Linked DNA regions of Homo sapiens: region 1 is linked to region 2. Evidence: chromatin loops called from intact Hi-C (ENCODE). Cell type or tissue: CD4-positive, alpha-beta T cell. All regions are shown on one strand. Links, peaks and the distances in the headings refer to the core of each region. The heading gives the core; the rest is flanking DNA.

Region 1 (8,329 bases), core at 180-8,179, 45 kb after region 2:
AATCAGCTTCAAGAGGGGATCATGGGTGCCCTTCTTTGGGTTTGATTAATTTGCTGAATTGGCTCATAGATCTCAGGGAAACATTTATGTTTACCAGTTTATAATAAAGGATATTGCAAAGGATACAGACGAAGAGACGAGTAGGGCGAGGTATGTGGGAAGGGGTGCGGAGCTTCCATGCCCTCCCTAAGCGCCACGCTCCAAGAACCTCCATGTGTCCAGCTATGGGGAAGTTCCCCACACCCTGTCCTCTTGGGTTTTTATGGAAGCTTCGTGACATCAGCATTCCTTTCCCCGCTTTACAGGGTGGGACCCTCATAGGAGGTCTCAAGATGCACAGTCAGAAAGGCTGGGGAACATTTGAGTGGGAGGAAGGCAGGAGAAGGTCTGAAGCCTACCCGTGAGGCCTAACACACCCAACATTATAATAAAAGACTAACGAGGGCTATGGGAGTTATTAGCCAGGAACCATGAATGAAAACCAGTATCTGTCATAACACCATGGGGCTACACTTGCATTCACCACCCTCTGTGGCCAGCTCTGGCAACTTCTCCTTATTAGAAGTGAATCTCTTGACTGAGGTACACGTTTTTAAGATAAGCACCCTGGGAAGGATGGGAAACCTGAATGTCTGAACTCCAGAGGCTGCCCCAGAAAAGAAACCCTCTCCAGCCTCATCTGCTTTTTGGAGGCCACAGAGACATTCCCAGACCAAAGCAAGCAGGCCAGGAGCAACTTTTCCACTCCAGCCCAGAGGAAGCATCGCTTGATGTTGAGAGTAAGCTTTTTCCTTACCCATATTCTGTACAGAGAAGACCCACTTCTTTCCAGCTTCCATGCATTGCCTAAGCAGCCTTTATAAGCATAATAATGATGATTACAACCAAGATCACCTCCTCTGTGCCCAGCCCTGTCCTCAGCACTTTCTGTGCTGTATCTACTGAAATCTTATCACCACCCTGTGAAGTGGTCACTAGGATTCTTGTCATACAGAGGAGGAATGGGGGCTTCAAGAACTTCAATAACATTTGAGATGTCATCGTCCAGGGCACAGAAAGTATTTCAAAGCCAAAGCTCCACATGATTACATGATTCAGTCTCCTCAAATCCTGCATGAACACACCACCCCCAGACAGAACAGAGGAGCTGCCAGCCTCCAGGTTCTCCAGGGCTCCTGACCTCCGAGATGCGTTCTTGGGCTGTACTGGTGATGTTTTAAGCCACAGAATTGGCCTTGGATGAAGAATGTCCCAGAAGCTCTTCCCTAAGCCACATGGAGTGGCCTTCTCTGTCCTCATCCCTCCTTCTCCCCCCTGTCTGCTTTCTTGTCCCTTGCCCCTGTCCCTGTTCAGCTCTGCAGACCTGCTTCTGCACATCTCCAATCCAACACTCTGCTCCTGGCTCCTGACTTCATATATTTGAGTGTTGTTTTCTAGGTCCTCCTCCAGGCTGTGCATCAGGACAACAGTGGTCCCCTTCTCTGGCCCTCGTGCCTGCTCTGTGCCTTGCCTGGCCACCAATGCACCAGCCAAGCCTGTCCGGTAGTGCGGAAGCCAGCTTCGGGCAGCTGAGCAGGACAGCTGCTGACTCCCGGGGAAGTGTCTTGTAATTTCCACACATTCACCTCCATGACCATTGTACTTTCCTCCTCCCAACAGTCCTGGGAAACAGGTACCATTATTCCCATGTATATGGTAAAGAAACAAAAGCTCAGAGAAGCTGAGGAACTTGTCCCTGGTCTTACAACTCCTGAAGGGCTGCATGTGTCCTTGCACCCGGGTCTGCTGAGTCCAGTGCTCTTGGTCTTTCTGCTTTCCTGCTTTGCATAAACACCAGCCCCTTCACTGAGGCAGGGCAGGGCAGGCAGGAGCACACTCTAAAACAAATTCAAGTAGAAGGACCCCTCGGTAATGACCCTGCAATATGGTCTGGCACTGACAAAGCTGGAAGAGTCCTGGAAGCCAGGCAGAGAAGCATTGGAAAGAGGCAAGTTGAAGCTGAGTGCTGAGGGCTCCAAGGGTTAAGGAGTATTGGAAAACAGTGGTGGGGGTGGGGGGCACGTGCACACTGGAAGGAGGGACACGTGCAGACAGACAAGGGGCTTGCACAGGGATCAGCATTCGGGTTTGATCTTAAAGGCAGTAGTGGGGCAGGGAGGGTTCTTGAGGAAGGAGATGATGTAACGAAAAGTTGTGAGAGGAAGACTGTGTGGTCAGTTGCATAAAGAAGTGCTGCAGAGGGGGAAAGCCTGCAGTCCAAGAGCAGCCGGGAAAGAGAAGGTCATTGCAATCATCCGGCCTTTGCCAGGAGGAAGTCTCTTGCCGGGTAGATGAAACACCCACAAGTCTTCTCCCTAGTTTACCACATGATCTATCTGATGCAAAAGATAGGAAGGCCATAGCTAGGAGCATGAGAAGCCAAAATGTCTTGCATTGCCCCCCAGTCCAGGGTACACAGCCCATCTCAGTTGCTGGGGTGGGGTGGGGGAAAATGAGAGTCCCATGGGAGGGGGACCTCACATTGTAGCTCTTTCTGTCTCTGCCAGTTACAGGAAGAAGCTCTGAGGTTTTGCTTCTCTGAGGGTGACCCACATGCCACTGGCATCAGAAAATAGAGGAAGATCTTCAAAATGTGCATTCCCAGGCCCAGCTCCAGCACTGCTGAATTGAAATTTCTTGTGGGTGGTGAGAAGATCCCAGTCATATAAACTTTAAAAAAAAAACATGATTTTTTAAGAGCAATTTTTTAATCAAGGTTCACTAGAGAAATAGTCAATAGGAGATACAGAGAGAGAGAAGATGATAGATAGATAGATAGATAGATAGATAGATAGATAGATAGATACATACATACATACATACATACATACATACATACATAGATGATAGATAGACAGACAATAGATAGCTAGATGATAGATGGGATGATAGATAGATGATATATAGATAGATGATAGATAGAGAAATAGATACATAGATGATAGATAGATAGATGATAGATAGGATGATAGATGGAATGATAGATAGATGATATATACATAGATGATAGATACATAGATAGATGATAGATACCTAGATAGATGATAGATACATAGATGATAGATACATAGATACATAGACAGATGATGGAATGATAGATGATAGATAGATAGATAGATAGATAGATAGATAGATGATAGATGATAGATGATAGATAGATTAGATAGATAGATAGTTGATAGATGATAGATTGGTAGATGATAATTAGATTGATAGATAGATAGATGATAGATAGATAGATGCTATAACATCTGTGTGAAGGCTTTTGTGTGGTCAGAAGTTTTTAACTCATTTGGGTAAATACCAAGGAACACAATTGCTGCATCATATGGGAGGAATATGTTTAGTTTTGTAAGAAATCACCAAACTGTCTTCCAAAGTGGTTGTACCATTTTGCATTCCCACCAGCAGTGAATGAATTCTTGTTTCTCCACATCCTCACCAGCACTGGGTGTTGTCAGTGTTCTGAATTGTTGCCATTCTGTTAGGTGTGTAGAATCTGAACTTTTAACAAGTTCTCCAGGCATGTCTTACACTTTCTAAGACTGACAGCCACTCTGCAGAGGTGTATCCACTATTTGAGAAATTGGGAGCAACTTTGCTGAAGAAACTGGAACTTCAGAAAAGCAGCCCCAGGATCTCTGGAACTTCGGCTAAGGTTCTAAGTCTCCCAAAGGACCTCAGGGTCTGCATTTCATTTTGCTCTGCACGAGGTTAATAACCACCAAGTAATGCCTCAGCCTGGGGGATCAGAAACTCCTGGAACCTACCAGAAAGCTTGTGAAGAGTCCTCAGGTGATGGGGAGGGGTTGCTTTATTTGATTGGTTTTGTTTTTGAAAAGGCTAGGTTCAAACCTCCAAATGTATATTCCAGCCACCATCAGCCCATACACAGAATGCTTTCAGCTTTGGTCCCTGTTAGTTATTGCAGGAACATAAAGCAGCCACCATGCACAGCAGCTTCAATCTCAGGCACTCTGTGAGCTTGCCAGAGTCATGGTCCCCGGCCCACCCCCAAGGGCTGGGTGACGCACGAATCTTGAGTCAACAGTTTCCAGCACTGAAGAGGCACTGGCCTTGAGCCAGCTATCTCCAGCACATGCCCAGTTGCCCCAGGGCTCATGCTTTATCCTTGGAGGGCTTGGCAGCCTCACGGCCTGCTCTTGTTCAGCTTACTGAGTGTGGTGAGTGCCCAGCTTCCCTTTCAAGGGCTGAGCAGAGGCTGGTCCGCCTACAAAGTTAAAGCAACTTTAACTGAACTGTCTTGCAAAGCAGTCCCAGGATCTGTTCATACTCTCTGGACATTAATTGCTCTCTGTGGTGGGTGCCCCTTCTTTTTTTATTATTATTTTATAATTTTATTTTATTTTAATTTTTTTTAGAGATGAGGTCTCACTCTGACACCCAAGCAAAGGGCAGTGGTGTGATCATAGCTCACTGCAGCCTCCAAACTCCTGAGCGATCAAGTGATCCTCACACCTCAGCCTCCCAAGTAGCTGGGACTACAGACCTGCGTCACCATGCCCAGATAATATTTTAAAATGTTTTTTTTTTTTTTTTGTAGAGACAGGGTTTTGCTTTGTTGTCCAGGCTGGTCTCAAACTCCTGGCTTCAAGCAATCCTCCCACTTCAGCTCTGGTTGATGGGAAGTAGTGGGATTTGATCTCAGTTTTCTGTTCTCAGTTTGTTCAGTGTGTCTAGGAAATGGGGCTGATGCATCTAGGATAGATCAAAAAGAATGCACTCATTTCAATACAAATAAATTGCTGCAGCCTCATTCTGCTAGGGAGGTGGAGTCCTGATGCTTTCCCCCAGCTACTCTGGAGAACAAGACCAAACCAATCCCTCCCTCTCTGTGTGGATCAGTTTTCATATTATTGAGGACACAGTGCACCTCTAGGGGATTGTGGGGTCACTTCGGTACCAAGCCTAGCTCAGCAGATTTAATTTAAGACAAGCCTTAATAGGCACATCATAGAGGAGAATCTGCCAGACAGACTGAAATCTGGGAAAAAGATCTGTAGGTGAGGCCACTAAGACCCCACTGCAGCCTGGGGAAAGGAGAAACTCATTTTCCCCCACCAGGCCCTAAGACAGTCTTTTAGGGTAGAATAGACTCGCCAGACATGGGATGCGGGGAGCAGAGTTGGAGCCTGGTCCCTGCTGAGAGCGGTGTGCTTTAATCCCTTCATTCCTTTGGACTTCTATTTTCTCCAAAGAATAGTCAGTGCAGCCAAAATCTAACCCAGGAAGTGTAAACTCCTCTGCCAAATGTGGGAGAGCCGCTTAGGATGACAGTGATGGGCCTGCTGTCTTCATGAAGGATGTCAGTAAGACCCTACAAGAGCAGAGCCCTTACTGGTGGCCATGAAGCAATCCCAGTGTTTGTCTGGACCCTCCTGCAAACCCAGCTGTGCGGCTCTTCCTGGGTCTGGGAAGCCAGGATTCAGCTTATGACAAAGAGAAGTTCCTGGTCATGGGAACTATGGTCATGACCATAGTTCAGTTGTTCATATATCTTGTGTGATTTTCATTCAAAGTGAAAGCTCAGCCTGTTGTAGGCAGGAAGCAAGCAAAGACAATGGCAGAGACCTGATGAGTTCGCCTGCTGGGGCTGCCCAACACAGTGGCCCAGGCTGGGTGGGAGGCTGAGAACCAGGCGTTGGCAGGGCTGGTTTCCTCTGAGGCCTCTCTGTGGCTTGGAGATGGCCATCTCCCCACGTGGGCTGTCTCCCTCACATGGTCTTCCGTGTGTGTGTGTGTGTGTGTGTGTGTGTGTGTGTGTCCTCATCTCTTCTTATAAGGACAACAGTCGGATTGGATTAGGCCCCCACTAAAGACCTCATTTTATCTTAATCAGCTCTTTAAAGGCCTTGTCTCCAAACAGTCACGATCTGAGGTGCTGGGGGTTAGGACTTCACCATGTGAATTTGAGGGGACCCAATTCAGCCCCTAATACCTGATGAGCTTCTCTCTTTGCTGGCATTTCCACCCCCATCTCTCCCTCACTCTGACCTCTCCAGGACTACAGCAGGGATGGGCAGCGCTGTACCAGGCAGGGAGGGATTGTGTTTGTCAGCCTGAGATCCAGCTTTGGAATGCTGGCCATGGCCTATGGGAAAACTGTCTTCCTCTCAGGAACGTCTTCTTGGGTCCCTGGGGAGCCCTCTCCTGATTTCTGGGAACCTCTCACCCCCTGCTCTCTTGATGAGGGTGACACACCATCCATGCAGTCACCATCAACTCCCGTTCAGCCCTAGATTCTCAGAGGCTCACCTCCACACAGGGCAGCCGGGGGACATTCTCTGAGGAGTGTAAAGGGCAAGGACATGGAGGAGAGCCTGGGCCTGCTCTGTCACGTCCTTTCTGCTGGAAACAAAGGTGCATCCCTTCCCAGGGTGGACAACTTCCCACCAGCACCCTTGGTCTCACTCCCTCTCCTTCACCCCCGAGATTCCATAGGCCAGGGCAGACCAGTCCACTGTGTCCCCATCAGTGCCCCCACTGTGTCTGCCCAAGGCCCATCTCCCTAAGCTGGAGGAGAGAAGATGTTCTCCACCCTCCCCACAAGGAGAAGGACTCACTGCACACACTCCAGAGAATTCTTGTCGGGGCGCGGTGGCTCACGCCTGTAATCCTGGCACTTTGGGAGGTCAAGGCAGGTGGATCACCTGAGGTCAGGAGTCCGAGACCAGCCTGGCCAATGTGGTGAAACCCTGTCTCTACTAAAACTACAAAAATTAGCCAGGTATGGTGACACACACCTGTAATCCCAGCTACTCGGGAGGCTGAGGCAGGAGAATCATTCGAACCCAGGATGCAGAGGCTGCAGTAAGCCAAGATTGCACCATTGCACTCCAGCCTAGGTGACAGAGTGAGACTCCAAAAAAAAAAAAAAAAAATTCTCCAACTGCCCGAGGATCTCCAGCCTCTTTTCTAGGATGGCACCACACTGGGTCCAGAGACCTCTGGAGCTGGCTCCCGTCTTTGGAACATGGGGGTGCTGGCTACTTACTGACTTGTGCCTCATGTGAGACTGAGGCAGAATCGCACAAGTGGACATAGAGTGTGGAAGAATAGCCGATGGAGGCTTAGGAGGGAAGGAGGGGAGGAGGGTGAGGGGTAAGGGGTTACTCAATGGATACAGTGCACATCTGAGTGACAGTTACACTAAAGCCCAGACTTCACCACTGCACAACATATTCATGTGACAAAACTGCACTGCAGCCCTTAAATTTACACAAATAAAACATATAAAAATAAAAGTAAGTAAATAAATGCACATTATCAGGGTGGAAGCGGGGTGGGCAGGGAAGCTTGGCTCGGCAGTCACTCTCTGTGGGAAGCGTAATGGGTGGCTGATAGGACAGAGGCAGCTTTTTCCTTCCTAAACATGGGGCTCTGGGGCCAGGCAAGCCAGCACCGTGGGCTCAGGGCTCTGTGGGCTGAAGACCTTCACTCCCATAGGCATGGTGAACCGAACCATGCTTTTCTATGGCATTTGCTCAATCCTATTCAAGGACAGACCAGTTAAGGCAGCAAAACATCATCACATTATGGACTGGGCATGGTGGCTCATGCCTGTAATCCCAGCCCTTTGGGAGGCCGAAGCGGGTGGATTACTTGAGGCCAGGAGTTCAAGACTAGCCTGGCCAACATGGTGAAACCCCATCCCTACTAAAAATACAAAAATTAGCTGGGCATGGTGGCACACGCCTGTAATCCCAGCGACTCGGGAGGCTGAGGCAGGAGAATCGCTTGAACCCAGGATAAAGAGGTTGCAGTGAACCAAGATCGTGCCTCTGCACTCCAGCCTGGGCGACAGAGCGAGACTCCATCTCAAAAAAAATAAAATAAAATAATCACATTATGTTTTAATATGATTAATAATAATCACATAAAATGTTTATAAATACATAAAGTTCAAAGGAAAAACACAAGCCTACAGGCAGGAGAGAGCACGTGTGAAGGAGTAAGGAAGAGGAGTGGGCACCCCAGCCCACAGGAGGGCAGAGGGAGCTCAGAGGCGGCCGGGGAGGCCACACTCAGGAGGCTGTGTTTTATCCGCGGGTGTCCTTCTTCCAAGGGTTGTGAATCTGTTCTGAAATTGCCTTAAACATACTAAATCTAACGCTCCCTATCTAAATCACGGTGTTAAACCTTCCTCAGCTTACGGCATCATTCCTGATGTTTCAAGCTAACAATCCCTTTTAGGCTTGTCTGTTCTTTTACGGAGGACATGCTGTATGTCTTTTCTAATCCCAGAATACTAGGATCCTTTTTCCTTGAT
Region 2 (8,329 bases), core at 121-8,120:
TCATTCTTACTTTTTAAGAAATTAATGTTAGTCCTTAGTCTCATAATATACCCAGCCAGTGTTTGCATTTTCCCAATTGTCTTGTAATTTGTACTTCATTTGTTTGACTCTGGATTTAATAAGAGATTCATATACTGAGATTGGTTGATTTGTCTCTGAAGTTTCTTTCTATCTACATATTCTATAAATCCTCCTTCTTCTTCTTCTTTCTTCCTCTTCCTCTTCCTCCTCCTCCTCCTCTTCCTCCTCTTCCTCTTCCTCTTCCTCTTCTTCTTCTTCTTCTTGTTCTTGTTCTTCTTCTTCAATACAGTTTCATTCTGTCCCCCAGGCTGGAGTGCAGTGGCACAATCACGGCTCACTGCAGCCTCAACCTCCTGGGCTCAAGCAATCTTCCCACCTCAGGCTCCCAAACAGCCAGGACTACAGGTGGGTGCCACTATGCCCAGTGAATTTTTTTTTAATTTTTAGTAGAGATGAGGTCTCATTATGTGGCCCAGGCTGAACTCCTGAGCTCGAGCGATCCCGCCACCTCAGCTTCCCAAAGTGCTAGGATTACAGGCATGGGCACCTACACTTGGCCTTTTTTTCTTTACAAATTCTTATTGGAGAAGAAACCAGGTCATTTGTCCTGCAGTTTCCCCCAGTCTGGACTTGCTGCTATGTTCTTATGGTGTCATTTAACATGTCCCTCTGACCCTTGGATTTTTTTAAAAAGTGGAAATTAGATCTAAAGGACCTAGATCACATTGAGGGTTGATTTTCTTTTCCTAGGCGTGTGTTTCCATCAGGAATGACCTTGACTCTTAGGACCCTTGAATGGAAGATACTTCAGAGAATATGACTCCATCCAGGGCAAGGGTATTTGGTGGGAATATCAAAGGGAAATTCCCAGTGAGAGAAGAAGGACACTGGGGGTAAGACTGAAAAGTCTAAACTCTGTCTACCTCTGAGGCTGGCCCCTGTGACAACCACAAGTTGACCTGAAGCAGGCTGAAGTAGACTGTGTGATGTATTTTAACTTAAGTAATAGCAATTTTAGGATGTAAAGGCATCTCGTGTTGAGGCAACAGGAGGCCAACTTTATACATATTTGTATCTTGCCACAAACCCAGCATCATGCCAGGTGAGAAGCAAAGAAGATATCCCGATCTGATTTATTAGAGGCCTGTTTCACATCTCAATGTGACGTTTGTGGATGCTACTATCAAAATTTTTGTCCACATGTGTTTGTAAATATACACTCACAGACAACTTGTGACTTAGAGGGACACCGTGGAGTCTCACAGGCTTTAGCATTAGAGGGATATGGGTTCAAATCTAGCTTCTGCCACCCTCTAGCTGAGTAACTGTAGACAAAAGCTTTGGTCTCCTTGTCAGAAAAATTGGGATATTGTATCATTATTTACCTTATGGGTTGTGAATTTTAGAGAAAATTAGTATAAAATGCCTAGTATAGTGCTCTCAATAAATGCACACATGCTATCACTGTCTCAGGCAGTAGGTTCTATTGAATCACATTCTTCTACAACTGGAAAACAGCAATGTAGATGATCTCCTAGGGGTTGGGAGGGGATGATCTGTGAAAGTGTTGGAGCCATCTAGACACACTGAGTGGAGATGTAATTTGAGCCTGGGAGAGAATTCTCAAGTCAGTTCAAAGGGCTATAATTTCATTAATTCAAAATCCCACTTAAGTTGGGGAAAATGAGGTCCTAGGAGAGAAGCCAGATGTCAAGGACAAGCCCAGTTAGTGGATGAACTTTTTTGTAGCCAGCTGCCTCCCCAGGGCTCCCTGAACAAAGCATGCATTGTAGCTGCTGCGTGGGCCCCATGGCAGGAGGAGTACCCGGGAGCCAGAGCCTGGTGCATGGGGAGGAGGCGGGCCAGGGCCGCAGGGAGAGGCTTGGATGCCCTGGAAACACAACTGGATCAATTCAGCCTGACAAAATCTTTCCTCCTGCTAAAATTTTCCTCAAACAGAACAAAAGGGAAAGTCAGAGCATTTTTGCCAAATCAACCAGAGAAAGGAAAGCTGGCGCAAAGTTAATCACTATTTTCTTCCTGGCTGTCCAGGCCAGAGATACCCATGATGGGAGCAAGAACACTTGTCATCACCCGCTTGGTCACTATGGATGACATAGGAGCCCTTTCCTTGCAAACAAGCAATACAGAAAAGGAAGTGCCTGGGTCCCAACCCTGTAGGGTGCAGCCAGAACCCACAATGCACTATTCTCTGCAGATCAAGAGGCTTCTAATCTTACCTTGACTCACCGCCTTATCCAAACAGCAGAGCCCCTGCAAAACCCCTCTTTTGGAGAAGGAAATCTCGGGTGGGATAATTCATTGCAAACATCATTGATTAGTCCAGGGAGAGGTCAGGAGCTCCCTGGGGCAGGCACATCACTCTAGTCATGAAGGAAAAGACTCCACCATGGTGCCCTTTAGCATCACTAAGAAACGATTTCTAGACTGCTGGTCTGTCCTGCCAAAGCAAAATTACTCACAAGATATAACAGGCACTAGGTACAACAGTGTAGCACCAGCTTTTGCATAAAAAAGCTTAACTTTGAGTTGGGGATATGCCACTTCCAAGCAGTTGAACCTTGATCAATGCATTGACCCTCAGGGAGCCTCGGATTTCTCATTTATGAGGTGGACAGAATCAGAGGATGGTGAACGGCGTGGAGCAGAGGCAAGGAGGGTCTCCTTGGCTCATCTGCTGGGTCTGCTGCAGCCTACAGAGAAACCACAGGCTGTCGTACGCACATAACTCAGTAGTCCACTTCCTCTCTGGGACACACAGCAGTCCACAGCCTTGCTCCCATGGAGACAGCCAGCACAGCCTGCAGGCCATCAGCCCAGGAAGGGAACTGGCAAATTTTAGAGCACTAAGACGGCAGCTGATACAGATACTCGGTCGGCCCAGGCCACACCAGCATCCAGGTGACTGGGTCCTGCCAGATGGAGCATGGGACAACATAAAACTCCCAGCATCCACTTCTCTAAAGGGGAGAGTGTGCACACTAAGCCCACAGACACCTTCACGTCCAACATCGCCATCAACGCACCCAGGGCAGGGCAGTTCCTGGGATGTGGACCTGAGCCACAGCCTGGCCTTGTCAGTGCACCAGGTTCTGGGAGAGCAGCCAGACACAGAATGGTGGCAGATGCTCCACTCCTTAAAGAAACAGCAAATTGCGCAGTCCTTCCCTATTTCCCAGGCCTGGGGACTCCTCACATGAGCATGGTAAAAAATTTATATACTTATTCAGAGGTTTAAAAATCCCCCAAATATATAAATACACCAGCAAATCAAATGGCATTGCCATAAGGAGAGCATCCTTGGAATTTATCTATCCGTCTTTCAATTGGCCATTTAGCTCAGTTTGGGCCCTTAACAATACAAGCATGATAAGGTCTCGTCACTGTGTCTCCAGGATCTGATCACTGCAGACCCTGGGCAGTGATTAGGGAGCATGGGCTCTGGAGGACCAGCGCCTCTGACTCTCTATGGCCCCGGGCAAGTCTCCAGGTCTCCATTGCCTCACCTCTAAAGTGAACGTAGAGTCTAGAACGTAAGCCAGTGCGTGCTGACGGTCCCCACACCGCACTGCCAGGGGCCTCGGGCTCTGCTCTAGCAGCTTGGCCTGGACCACGGAGCTCTTTGACCAGGACCTGCTCCACCTGAGGCTGATGCCCTCATGGTGCTGCCTGGCCCAGCCACGCCCATGATCCTTTTCCAGGGTCCCGGAGAAGGAGAAGAACTTCCTTTCTGGTCCTTCCCATTCTGCTCCTGGGTTCAACCAAGCAGCTTCTAGGCAGCTCTGATGACTCAGCAGCAGTGACTCACAGGTTCCCAGGACAGCAGATGAATCCTCTGCTTCTCTGGCTCCCTCTCCGTCCCCTGGCTCTTCCTGGCAATGTGCTTTCACTCAGCCTTGGGCCCACTTTCCCATCCCTCTGGGGACATACCCCCTCGCTTGTCCTGAGACCCACAGTTGAGACCCACACCTGGGCTCCAGCCTCTCTACTGTTCTTTTTACTTCCCAAGCTGGCCCATGGTCCCTTCAGGCTCAGCTCTCCAGGGATCTGCTACCCCGTTCCTGCCTCCGGGACCCACTCCACCCTCCTGGCACTGGCTGGGTCCTGGTGGAGGAGCTACCACAGGCAGCAGAGAAGCAGAATTCTGCTGAGAGCTGTGACCCGAGGACACTGGGCCCCACCAAGCCCACGGTGCAGACCCTGGACTGCTAGAGAGGATGGCAGCACCATCCCCTCCAGGAAGAGCCACCAGGCCTGGAGGAAAACCTGCGCCTCTGAGAGCCTCAAAGGAGCTGTGCCAGTCAGAAGGTGCCGCTCAATGGTCCTGGTCCTCTGGGGGTGACAGGGTCACACTGCGAGCCGGACTTTACACAGCACATCAGTGTGAAGGATGCCAGCATCCTTGTCTGTCATCTTCCTAATTATGAGCCTGCTCAACCCCTCCCCAGCCACCTAGCTCATGCAGGGCCTTCGCTTCTTTGGGCCTTTCCCTCCTTCATGCCATGAGAAGTAAAGGCCAAGAAGGGTCGCAGGACATAGGCCCTGGGGGCTAGGAGCAACCGCCAGTGTGGATGTGTGCATACTAAACCCAGGGCAGGGCAAAGAGAAACACTAGGACCCAGAAACATCTGTCTCAGAAGTGCTTTCATCCTGCTGGGATACACTAAGGTACAGGCAGGAAGAAAGCCCCATGCCTGAAGGGGAAGCTACTGAAGACACAGCAGGTGGCTGAGCAGTGCCACAGGTGACAGCTCACTGCTGGGCTTGTTCCTGCACTACCTTCCCTGGTTTGTCCCCTGGGATGCTGGGGAAAGAAATTATGTTGGGATTTTTTCTATAAATAATTTCCTGTCATTGTGTGTAATGATTGGCGAATAATTTCACAACAACTGGCTGTTTCTTTGTTGCATTCTAAACTTGAGCAGCACTGTGGATCATCAGCATTTTCTGTCTCCCCGCCATTTGAAAAGAACAGTTTCCTGGGACAATTCCTTGAGCCCAGGTCGAGGCTGCGGTGAGCTATGATCACGCCACTGCTCTCCAGCCTGGGTGACGAAGTGAGACTCCATCTCTAAAATATAAATAAATAAATAAATAGCAAAATGTTTCCCTTTCTCCATAAGAAAAATGCTTTTAAAAATTTCTCCTCAGATGCAAACATGTTAAACCCAAGTAAATGTCCCTTCACCTGGGTAGGCCTCAAAGGAAAAGTTTCAGCCACCTGAAATGCCAGTTAGCTGGTCAGCCTGTAAGACGCTTGTTTATTTGTAAAGAAATAGCCCATTCTGCGCAGTCTCAACAGTGGCCCTGGGAAACGGCAGCCCTGCTTTTATTTTTAAACCTCAAAGTTCATCTTAGAGATAAAGCTTTCTTTTCTCATGAGAGGCTGAGTGTCGTACATGGGTATGAAGGTGTAACATAGGCCTTAGACAATCATTTGTAACCTTAGAGGCAACAGGAACATTCAGAGCTGCCTGCCAGGCCCAGACACTCAAAGTGCTACAAAGTCGCCGATCTTTGTGCTTTGGGAGATCAAGTAGTTCCCTTCCCCAGGGCTATATTTCAACCAGGGTTGAGTTCATCTTTGTGCTTGTTTTTTCCCAAATAGCTCACTTTCTGATTTTTTTGGCTTAATAGTGAGATTATTTAAGAGGCACCAAAAGAAAAAGCTCAGTGAAAAAATTGTTTTAGCAATAGAATGAGTTAGTATGAATCCCAGTGCTCATCATAATATTGACTGTTATACACATAAAATACGAATGGCGAAAGAATAAGAGGGGTTCCTTTTTTCTTCTTCTTCTTCTCGAGATGGAGTCTTGCTCTGTCGCCCAGGCTGGAGTGCAATGGCACGATCTCAGCTCACTGCAACCTCCGCCTCCTGGATTCAAGTGATTCTCCTTCCTCAGCCTCCCGAGTAGCTGGGATTACAGGCGTGTGCCACCACACCCTGCTAATTTTTTGTATTTTTAGTAGAGACAGGGTTTCACCACATTGGCCAGGCTGGTCTCAAACTCCTGATCTCGTGATCCACCCACCTCGGCCTCCCAAAGTGCTGGGATTATAGGTGTGAGCCACTGCGCCTGGCCAAGACGGGTTCTTTAACAGTGGAAATAGAAACGTCATCTTCTGCAACGCTGAGCATCTGCAAAGCCCCCCACAGACAGTCTACTCAGGTGAGAACTGAATTTCCTCCCAGAACACTCTCTCCATTGTCATCCTTCCTTCCCCGATCCCAGGTGAATACATGTGGCACAGAGCCCCTCAAAGAGGCCTTCCATTCCCTTGTCCACTAATTTGATTTTCAGAATGTGGAGCCACGTGCCCCCTGGGGCCTGGCCTCTGCTCCCTGCTGCAGGTGCAGAAGCAAACAGACCATGGGGCCATGAAGTTTAACAGGCTGCCCAGGCCCGGGCACTCAGACCCTGCTGCTTCTCCCACCTCCCACCTCGCACCTCCCCACAGCCTTTTCTATCACACAGCCAAGGATTCCTGTTCCCCATCCTCTGTTGCTTATCATTTCTCCTGACCCACGCACAGAAGGGACTCTATTTCTAGGAGCATCAGAGAGAAGCTTTCAAACTTTTTTGCTCATGACCCACAGCAAAAAGTGCATTTTCTGTTGCAATTAAGTGCACATGCACACACAGCTGACTCACATCTAAGTCAAAAGTTTCAGGAAGCAATACTTCCTTTCACTACCTGCAAAGCCTTCTGTTACTTTCTGTTCTACTCTTCCCAGGCCGCACCACCCCCCACATTTCAACAATGCTCGTTGAAATCCACGAAACTGATTTCCCAATCCCCTAACGGTTTATGGTCAGCAATTTGGAAAACACTGGCTGAAATACTAATGAAAGGGCATCGCGGGCCTTCCCTGATGCGAGGGGAGGAAGGAAGGCTTTGCTCAGCTCTACGTTCCCACAGACCCACTTTTCCTGCCCTTTGCCCCACATCCCACCTGCCACTTGTGATTAAATAACAGTTTAACATCACCAAAGCTCCCTTTCACTCAAGAACTAACTCAATTAGGCTTGAGCTGGTGGGAGCTTAAAGCAGATTAAGGGAAGACAAAGGAGGCTTTGGGGTTTATCTTCAGCTTTCATGTTCCTAGGAGCTCTCTCTTCCTGTGCTGAGTCTTAAGCATCAAAGGGAGGGAGGCAGGGAAGGAGAGGAGAGGGGAGGGGAGGGGAGGGGAGGGGAGGGGAGGGGAGGGGAGGAGAGGAGAGGAGAGGAGAGGAGAGGAGAGGAGAGGAGAGGAGGATGGAAGGAAGGAAGGGGAGGGAGGAAGGAAGGAATGAAGGAAAGGATGAAAGGAAGGAAGGAGAGGAGAATGGAAGGGAGGAAGGGGAGGGAGGAAGAGAAGAAAGAGAAGAAAACTCTCCCAAGCCCCCATCATGGGCTGAGGCCAACCAGCACTGCACTGGTCACCCCCACTTTTATTTTTAAACTTCAAAGTGCATCTTGGAGATAAGGCTCTCTTTTCCCATGAGATGCTGAGGGCTGTGTTTGGGTGTGCAGGAATAACGTAGGCCTTAGACAATTACTTGTAACCTTAGAGGTACTGGGAGGGTTCCGGGCTGTGCTGGGCCCAGATACTCAAAGTGCTTCCTGAGGAAGATGTCCGTGGTTCAGCTCAGGGATGGGCACTGCTCCCCACGCTCCTCCAATGGGGCAGCTCCCTGCTCCGACCCCACCTCCCACCTCCCCCAGCAGCTCAGACAGCCATCTGTGCGGCAGATGAGCTGCACACAGAAGGTGCTCGGCAAACACTTGCCGAATCCCCTGAAATGGTCCATCTGGGCCCCTTTACAAATCGAATTCTTTCTAGATCAGTGGCGCCCAACAGAATTATAATGTGAGCCACACACGTCATCTTACATTTTCTAGTGGCTAACTAAGAAGTAATAATAATAAAAAGAAACAGGTGAAATTAACTTTAGCAATATACTTTGTATATAAAAATCATTATCATTCCAACATGTAATCGTATAAAATTTGTAAGATTTTTATAGTCTCTTTTTCTAGTACCAAGGGCTTGAAATTCAGTGTCAGTTTGGAATTGCCACATTTAGAGTGCTCAGTAGCCGCATGGGGCTTGCAGCTACCACCCTGAGCTGCAGCTCTGAACTCTAACCAGGACTCGGGGCAACTGGGGCCCAGGCTGGAGCTCAGCTCAGAAGGAAGGTGCTAGGTGGAGTCCTCCAGCCACAAGTCACAAAGCAGACTGTGTTGGGGGGCCTTTGCCACTGCACCCCCCTCCCCACCGTCCTCACTTGCCTTCCCCACC

Evidence for each region. A loop is a pair of places that touch in the nucleus more often than their neighbours do. Peaks named below come from ENCODE experiments on the same cell type or tissue, not always from the same donor. Only the 100,000 strongest peaks of a DNase experiment are listed, where the experiment ranks them.
Region 1: it touches region 2 in a loop (2.5-fold over the local background); 4 of 110 quality-filtered maps call a loop at or near these places.

The regions. Positions count from the first base shown.
Region 1 is chr1:229,066,259-229,074,587 of GRCh38, forward strand. No RefSeq gene overlaps it. Among named protein-coding and RNA genes, the nearest start is that of LINC02815, 84 kb to the right of the region's middle. In CD4-positive, alpha-beta T cell, for the core only: no CTCF peak of the experiment used is centred there; DNase peaks (open chromatin) are centred at 2,253 and 4,083.
Region 2 is chr1:229,020,981-229,029,309 of GRCh38, forward strand. No RefSeq gene overlaps it. Among named protein-coding and RNA genes, the nearest start is that of LINC02815, 130 kb to the right of the region's middle. RefSeq lists an enhancer at 6,544-7,281. In CD4-positive, alpha-beta T cell, for the core only: no CTCF peak of the experiment used is centred there; DNase peaks (open chromatin) are centred at 2,801, 3,841 and 6,741; H3K4me3 peaks cover 622 bases; H3K27ac peaks cover 864 bases.